Linked DNA regions of Mus musculus: region 1 is linked to region 2. A link is a contact called in ENCODE Hi-C or POLR2A ChIA-PET data. All regions are on one chromosome and are shown on one strand. The core of a region is the stretch at or near the end of the contact, and the rest is flanking DNA. Distances in the headings are between cores, read along the strand shown. Region 1 holds the start of Dnajc21 (DnaJ heat shock protein family (Hsp40) member C21). Region 2 holds the start of Nup155 (nucleoporin 155).

Region 1 (3,660 bases), core at 1,094-3,593, 2.4 Mb before region 2:
CATTCTCAGGAGAAGGAAGATCCTAGGTATCTTGCAAACCCAAACTTTTCCAGCCCTATCCGTTACCACCTTAACAAATGATGGAGAAAATAGGCAACTATTTAAGTAATGACTTAGATATCTAATATGTAGAGAAACTGCTGAAGCTCAGTTGGGTTTTATGATTGTGTAGGGGGCAGGATATTAAGGAAAGGACTGTCACCTTTATCTGTTTAGTTGCTCCCTGTACCGAAGATGCTATCAATGAATGTCTTTGCTATATATTATTAAATAGAACCCACAGCTACCTGATGTATGTAAACATTCCATCTTAAAGTTATTAATGTGCTTTCATAGGCTTTAGGATACCATTTTGACATCTAATAGATTGGAATAAATGTACAGACATCTCATCATGTATGTAATATAGACTACTCCAGCCCCCAAAACCTGTTGGCTAAATACTACCCCATGATTGTATTCTCAAGCCAATTAAGCTAATAGCAGAAAGTTAGGATTCAAGAGAGATACATGGCTGGTTAAGCTAGTAAAGTCTCAAACATTGGGGCAAAAGGCAGAGGTCCGTCCAACTCACCATATCAAAAGCAGACTTGGCCTTCAGGTTCTCCCCGCATCCCTAAGTTCCTACCTGTTATAGGCATAAAGTGTCCTTTACCCTCTACCAAGGACTTTCCAGCCCAGGAGCTACACTTCCCCCTGAGGCTCTTCCCTGTATAACCCAGCCATTTCAGTTACCTGCTTCTGGTCTTACTCTACGCCTCCCCTCCCCCCTCCCCTCTCCTTATGTGGCTCAGGGTCACACTCACTCTGGACTCTGCCTATGCTCTCCCTTATCTCCACAATAAACTTTCTCCTCCACCAAACCTAGGAGAAGTCATGTCCATTTATCTATCATCTATCTATCTATCTATCTATCTATCTATCTATCTATCTATCTACCTGTCATTCAGCACTCAGGTTTCTCTTAGGTCATATAAATATCTTAACTTTTATTAAATATTTCCATGTAAAGGAACAGGTTTTTGCGGGTTGTAAAAAAAAAGACATGTATTTAAAAATTATTTTATTTTTTTAAATCAGAAAGCTGGTTTTAAACTCATGGCAATCATTTTTGTTTTGGTCTCCCAGTTGCTGGCAATCACAGGCATGAAACATCATCTCTAGTCAGGCAACTCAGTCTTCTAGAGTTTGCAAACAAAAGCACACAGGGAGGAAGAAAAAAAAAATGTGTCCACCCCCACCCCACCCCACCCTCATCAAGGAAAGTTCTCAGGAGAGGAAATGCTTTATATAAACTTTTTGTTGTTTTGTTTTGTTTTGTTTTTCAAGACAGGGTTTCTCTGTATAGCCCTGGCTGTCCTGGAACTCACTTTGTAGACCAGGATGGCCTTGAACTCAGAAATCTGCCTGCCTCTGCCACCCAAGTGCTGGGATTAAAGGCATGTGCCACCACCGCCTAGCTCCTCTTTTCTTTTTAAGGTCTTGTCTTAGCAAGGCTGGATGTTAAGACATTTCACAACACTGGTTAGTTGATGTTTCTTTATGACTTATTCTTAGGAAGAGTACTTGTTATGATGTGGACATTTTCTGCTTAATATATGTGTAAAAGAACCTAGTCTGGCTGTGGAGGCCAGTAAGCCCAGCACTTGGGAAGCAGAGACAGGATCATGAATTTAACTCATTATTCAAGCAGGCCTTGAATTCACAGATAATTGAAGGTGTGGTTCGGAATTCCTGAATAAACTGGCCTCTGCCTCCTGGGTGGAGGCTGGGATTAAAGCTGTGTTCTTCATACCGGGCACCTAGCCTGGCTTTTGGTACGCTACCTTTAAGATGCTTTAAAAACTGATTTAGGCAATGACCTTATTTACTGTCCCTTATTATGCATTATCAGGCAAGATGGGGGGGGGGGGGAATTAAGAGATCCTAGGAAGTGGTAGCTGAAGAGAATTGAAAAGATGGTAAATCCCGGTGTGTTTCCACCACGAACTTCTGGCTGAAACTCAGCACTTAACTCCTTGAAGCTCCAGTTGCCTCGTCTGCAGAGAACTAATCCGAAGGTCCGGAAGGTATTTCCCAAACTACTTCCTTATCAAGCCTACCTTGCCCTGCCTTCAGGCCGGCTAGGAGTGCCACCCAAACAGCCTACTGTGTCCCTCACAATGACTCTCGGCGTGGCTCCCCCGCCCAGCCTCCCCTGCCCAGGCCCCGCCTCCGCGGCGCGCCGCTCCCCCGGAACCCAGCCCAGCCCCCGCCCATGCGGAGCTGTCGGCGCCGCCCCCTCCGCGCGCCCGCGTGCCGCAGCCCGCGTCGTCCACCGCCGCGCGCCTCCGCCACCCCGCGCCGCTGCCGCCGCCGCCGCCGGGCTCGCTGGCTGGCGGGCTGCTGGCGCCGGGCTCCCGCCGGAGGAGAGGACAGCCAGCGCCGCCGCTGCGGCTTCTGCCCGGGCCCGGGCGTCGGCCCCGCCCCGGGCCCCGGCCCGGTGTCCAGCCCCGCCATGAAGTGTCACTACGAGGCGCTGGGGGTGCGGCGCGACGCCAGCGAGGAGGAGCTCAAGAAGGCCTATCGGAAGCTGGCCCTGAGGTGGCACCCGGGTAGGTGACCGGCGGGCGGGGACCCAGCCGGCCGACCCCGGGCCTGGCGGGGCGCACGCCGTGGGGACGGCGGGGCCCTGCCCGCACCGCCGAGGGGAAGCGGGCTCGGCGCTCAGCCGCCTCCGGCTCCTGCGGCCGGGCTGCCGGCCCCTCACGTCGCCCGGCCAGCCGGGGGACAGGCTTTTAAACAGGCCCGCTCGCGCCCGCCTTCCCAATGCCCAGGCTCCCGCAGACCCGGCCCCGCACGGGACACGAGTTTGCCACGGCGGGAGACCTGGGCGAGGTTCCTTAGGAGTTTGCTTCCCCGGCATGGTTGCTGTGGTTGTGAAACGGGTCTGCGGGACTTTTGGCGAAGTCTCTTCATCTACCAGGCTTCGAAACTTCGGAGTTGAACCCCGTCTGTTTGGGAGTCCCGAGGCTCAATCCCGCCTCTCTGGGTACTGGGAATTAAAGCCAGCGCCGCGCACCTGCTGCCAGGCGCTCCAGCATCCACAACACCGCCCCTGGTTTTTTTTTTAACGAATCACTTTTGAGATGGGGTCTCTCGCTACGTTGCCAAGGTAGCCTTTGAACGAGTGATCGTCCTGCCTCACCTTACCAAGTAAATTACATGCAATTACTTGGGATTACTGTCCATTGCCATCAGGCATGGGTGATTTTACATACTTTTTTTTCTTCGTGACTGGTTTACCTGTTTTTTGTTGTAGTTGTGTTTTAAGAATAGTTTCGGTTTACCTTTAAGCTGTTCTTACCAGAGTCTACAGAAGATGGATAGTCATATAAATGACTAATAAGTTTGGAGTGTTTGTTTGTTTGTTTAAAGGAGGAAAAAACGCCATATAACGCAAACAAGTTGAAGCTCAGTTTTTCTCATCCCTGTCGAGAAGATGCAAGTCACATGCATGAGGGTATAATATGTAGATTTTGGTTTTTTGTTTTGTTTTTAGCTGGTTTTTTGTTGTTGTTGTTGGTTTTGGTTTTGGTTTTTCGAGACAGGGTTTCTCTGTGTAGCCCTGGCTGTCCTTGAACTCACTCTGTAGACCAGGCTGGCCTCGAACTCAGAAAT
Region 2 (3,334 bases), core at 563-3,062:
AGCAGGGTCTCACTTTATTGTTCTGGTCAGAACTCACTATGTATTCGGACTGACCTCAAACTCAAAGAGATCTCGCTGCCTCTGTCTCCAAGAGCATGAAATTAAAAGCATGTAGCACCATGCCTGACTTAGAACTAGGGTCTTTTACTAAGAACTGGATGGAACCAGGCTTCCATGTCCATGCCTTTAACCCAGCACTTCAGGGGCAGAGGAAGGCAGATCTCGGACGGAGTTCCAGGACAGCCAGGGCTATCAGAGAAAACTTGTCTGGGAGGAGCCTGTTAGGCAGAGGGGGGAAAATGCTAGAAGGGAAAGGGATTAGTATGAGGAGGAAAGTATATTAAAGAGATTACACATTTGAGAGGATCAGAAAGCAAAGCGGGGGTGGGAGGGGGTTGGACATATGAAGACAATAGCAGCTAATAGGTCAAGCAAGTTTTTATAAAATTTTGGACCCTGCTCCAAAAAAGGCAAGCTCATTTGCTAATACTTGTCAAGTACAAAGACTATCTTTGCTTCTGGTATTTTTCTTTTCAGTTTTCCACGACAGGGTTTTTCAACGACCCCACCCCCCCCCAGGGTTTCTCTGTATAGCCCTGGCTGTCCTCGAACTCAGAAATCCGTCTCCCTCTGCCTCCCAAGTGCTGGGATTAAAGGTTTTTCTGTGTAGCTTTGGCAGCTGTGGAGCACCCTCTATAGACCAGCCTAGCCTGGAACCCACAGAGATCCGCCTGCCTCAGCCTCCCAAATGCTGAGATTAAAGGAATGGACAACCACTATCTGGCTGCTGTCAGTATTTCTGGTTAAAAAAATAAAAATCTCTTAATAGATTTTTACAAGTCATTGCTCATGTGCTTTGGGCTACTTTTGATTGATTATTCTGTTTAAGTTACTCCCACCCATTTTTTTTTCTCACCAAGTCTCACCTGCATGTTACATTTCTGTTTTTCTCCAACTTTCATTTCACAAGAAACATTTTGTAGCAACTAATGCAACTCCACAAACCTTTAGCTGGTAACAAGTTTTAAAAGTTAAGGCAAATTCTTCCAAATTATCTCCTCTGTTGGCAGATAAACTTAGTTCTGCTCTCCCTGTCAGTTAGCCTTCTGACCCCTATATTTCTTTCCTAGTTAGTCCCGGCACTCACAAATATACTAACTCTACACGTATGACATGACTCTGAGAGAACGCGGCAGATTTCCAAATTAACTCGCTTGCTTTTCTGAGCGAGCATTATCGAAGCAAAAAATGCACAGAAATGGAATCTGGATCAGAGGATTCTTCTCATTTGGACTTAATGAGTTTGCTCTTACCTCCTCGAGTATCTACAGTAAATAAAGTGTAGACAAGAAGAAATAAGCAATAAAAGCTAAAAGTCGGTTGCTGTTTGTCGTGTTTTCAAGAAACCAAGCCCTAATCTCTGAATGTTCACGAGGGCACCAACGTACAGAGAAGAAGACAGGGGAATCGGACTAGAATCCTATGGTGGGGAAACAGAGCGTCCAGTGGACCGATCACTCACTTGGGGCCGACACCATGAGCAGCTCAGAAAGGTCCGGGTACATGCGGTCTTCTTGCAACTGTCGATCGATAAGCCTCCCCGCGTTTTCCAAAGCTTCCTGCAGGGAGGCGGCGGCCGACGTAGAGGCCACCATCATAGAGCCCAGCACCGATGGCATGTCGGCAATCGTGGCCACCGCCTTATAGAAACACTCCAAACCCGTGGAGAACCGTGAGAAAAACGAAGAGAGCCCAAAACCGCTCCTCGGAACGCGCGCGGAAAACGAATAACTGGGCGCCAGGTCATGACGCACTTCCGGTTCGTCCTCCCCGGCACTGGAAGACGCCGCTTCTGGGACGGGAAGAGGAAGCAGTTGAGTGTCGGACATTGGCGAAGGCGTGAGGGAGGAGACTAGAGTTGAATTTGGAGATGGCCTAGGGAAGGGAGGAGGAGAAGGGAAGAGGATACGGGAGAGGGGAGGGGACTGGGGGCGGGGCGGGGGGGAGAGGGAAGAGGAACTTCGGGTGCTGGAGTGGGGTTGATGTCCCCTTGCGGTCGCCTGTGCGGTGGTGACATCGCGCGTGCTGATTCTTTGCTTTGAGCCCCACCCCCAGTTTGGAATGTGGCGACGGCTGAAGAGTGGCACACATCCATTACCGTGGTTCCCTGATAACTTCTAACAGTAGTTAGAAATTGATCGCTAGTTCCAGAAAGTTTACCTGTGAGCCAGAAACTCACAGCGTTTCAAATAATGGGGGTGAATTAAGAATTCATTGGATTGCTGGGCGGTGGTGGTGCACGCCTTTAATCCCAGCACTTGGGAGGCAGAGGCAGGCGGATTTCTGAGTTCGAGGCCAGCCTGGTCTACAGAGTGAGTTCCAGGACAGACAGGGCTACACAGAGAAACACTGTCTCAACCACCACCCCCCCCCCCGGCCCCCAAGAAAGAATTTATTGAATTTTCCCATGTGCGTGTCTGGGTCATTGGCTTTGTGGCTTTGCGAAATTTTTTGGTTGGAGGTCAGCGTTGGACGGTGTCTCATGCCTGTTAATACGCGTCCTATGGTTTCGGCAAAAGGATTACTGTGTCATTTGGTGAGTTCCAGATAGCGTGCTACGGAATGTGTTCCTAACTCAAAACAAACAGAGGCGGGAAGGGAGATACTGTGTGATGGGTCCTGCCAGCGGATTTAGGAAGTGGAGGCAGGAGGATAAGTTCATCCTCGGCTGTGTGGCAAGTTTGTAGTAAACTTGAGAGTCTGTCTCAAGAAAAAGAAGAAAAAAGTGTTTGTTCTTGCTGTATACCTTTCTCCCTTGTTGCCTTGGGAGAACACTCATCTGATCCATCTGTTCTCATCTCAGAGCACAAGGATATTAAATAATGGATGCATTCAACAGATGGTCTGATTCTAGGAAACCGAGTATGTACTGTGTCAGGAATCGTGCCTGCTGTTGGGAATACCAAATTACTACACTTTTACAGAGACAAAGTAAATGCCTCTCAAGGTCCAGGCATAGAGGCAGGCACCTGTAGTTGGAAGCCAGACTGGGCTATGTACTGAGACCTTTCGAAGAATCAGCCTGCCTCCATCTTACGTTTAAAAGACAGCTTACAATAAAAAACAAACTAGGTTCATGCCTGTTTATAATCAAACCTCTGTTTCTCAGGGATTAGCCTATGCCCCGCTCCCCACAGCCTTAACTACAAATGGTTCTGTACCAAGTGTTCCAGGAATGGCAATCATGTCTTTGTTTCAAAAAGTCGTTTATAATCATCTTGCAACCCTACTTTGATTCAAAAGGTTACATGGCCAGGAGCTGATGGTGCATGCT

The links. A loop is a pair of places that touch in the nucleus more often than their neighbours do. ChIA-PET counts read pairs that join two places held with the same protein, here RNA polymerase II (POLR2A).
Region 1: a loop to region 2 is called in a map of heart, with 8 times the contacts of the local background. The contact joins the promoter of Dnajc21 here to the promoter of Nup155 in region 2. A Hi-C loop is called at or near these places in 2 of 37 maps with a recorded cell type or tissue (T-helper 17 cell and heart). POLR2A ChIA-PET finds 5 or more read pairs at or near these places in 1 of 5 experiments (embryonic stem cell).

Annotation. Positions count from the first base shown.
Region 1 is chr15:10,469,199-10,472,858 of GRCm38, reverse strand. It overlaps Dnajc21 (DnaJ heat shock protein family (Hsp40) member C21), which reads left to right and starts at 2,343. Exons shown (of 12, transcript NM_030046.2): 1 at 2,343-2,594. The coding sequence starts at 2,498.
Region 2 is chr15:8,107,791-8,111,124 of GRCm38, reverse strand. Nup155 (nucleoporin 155) reads right to left here and starts at 1,812. Exons shown (of 35, transcript NM_133227.3): 1 at 1,523-1,812. The coding sequence starts at 1,679.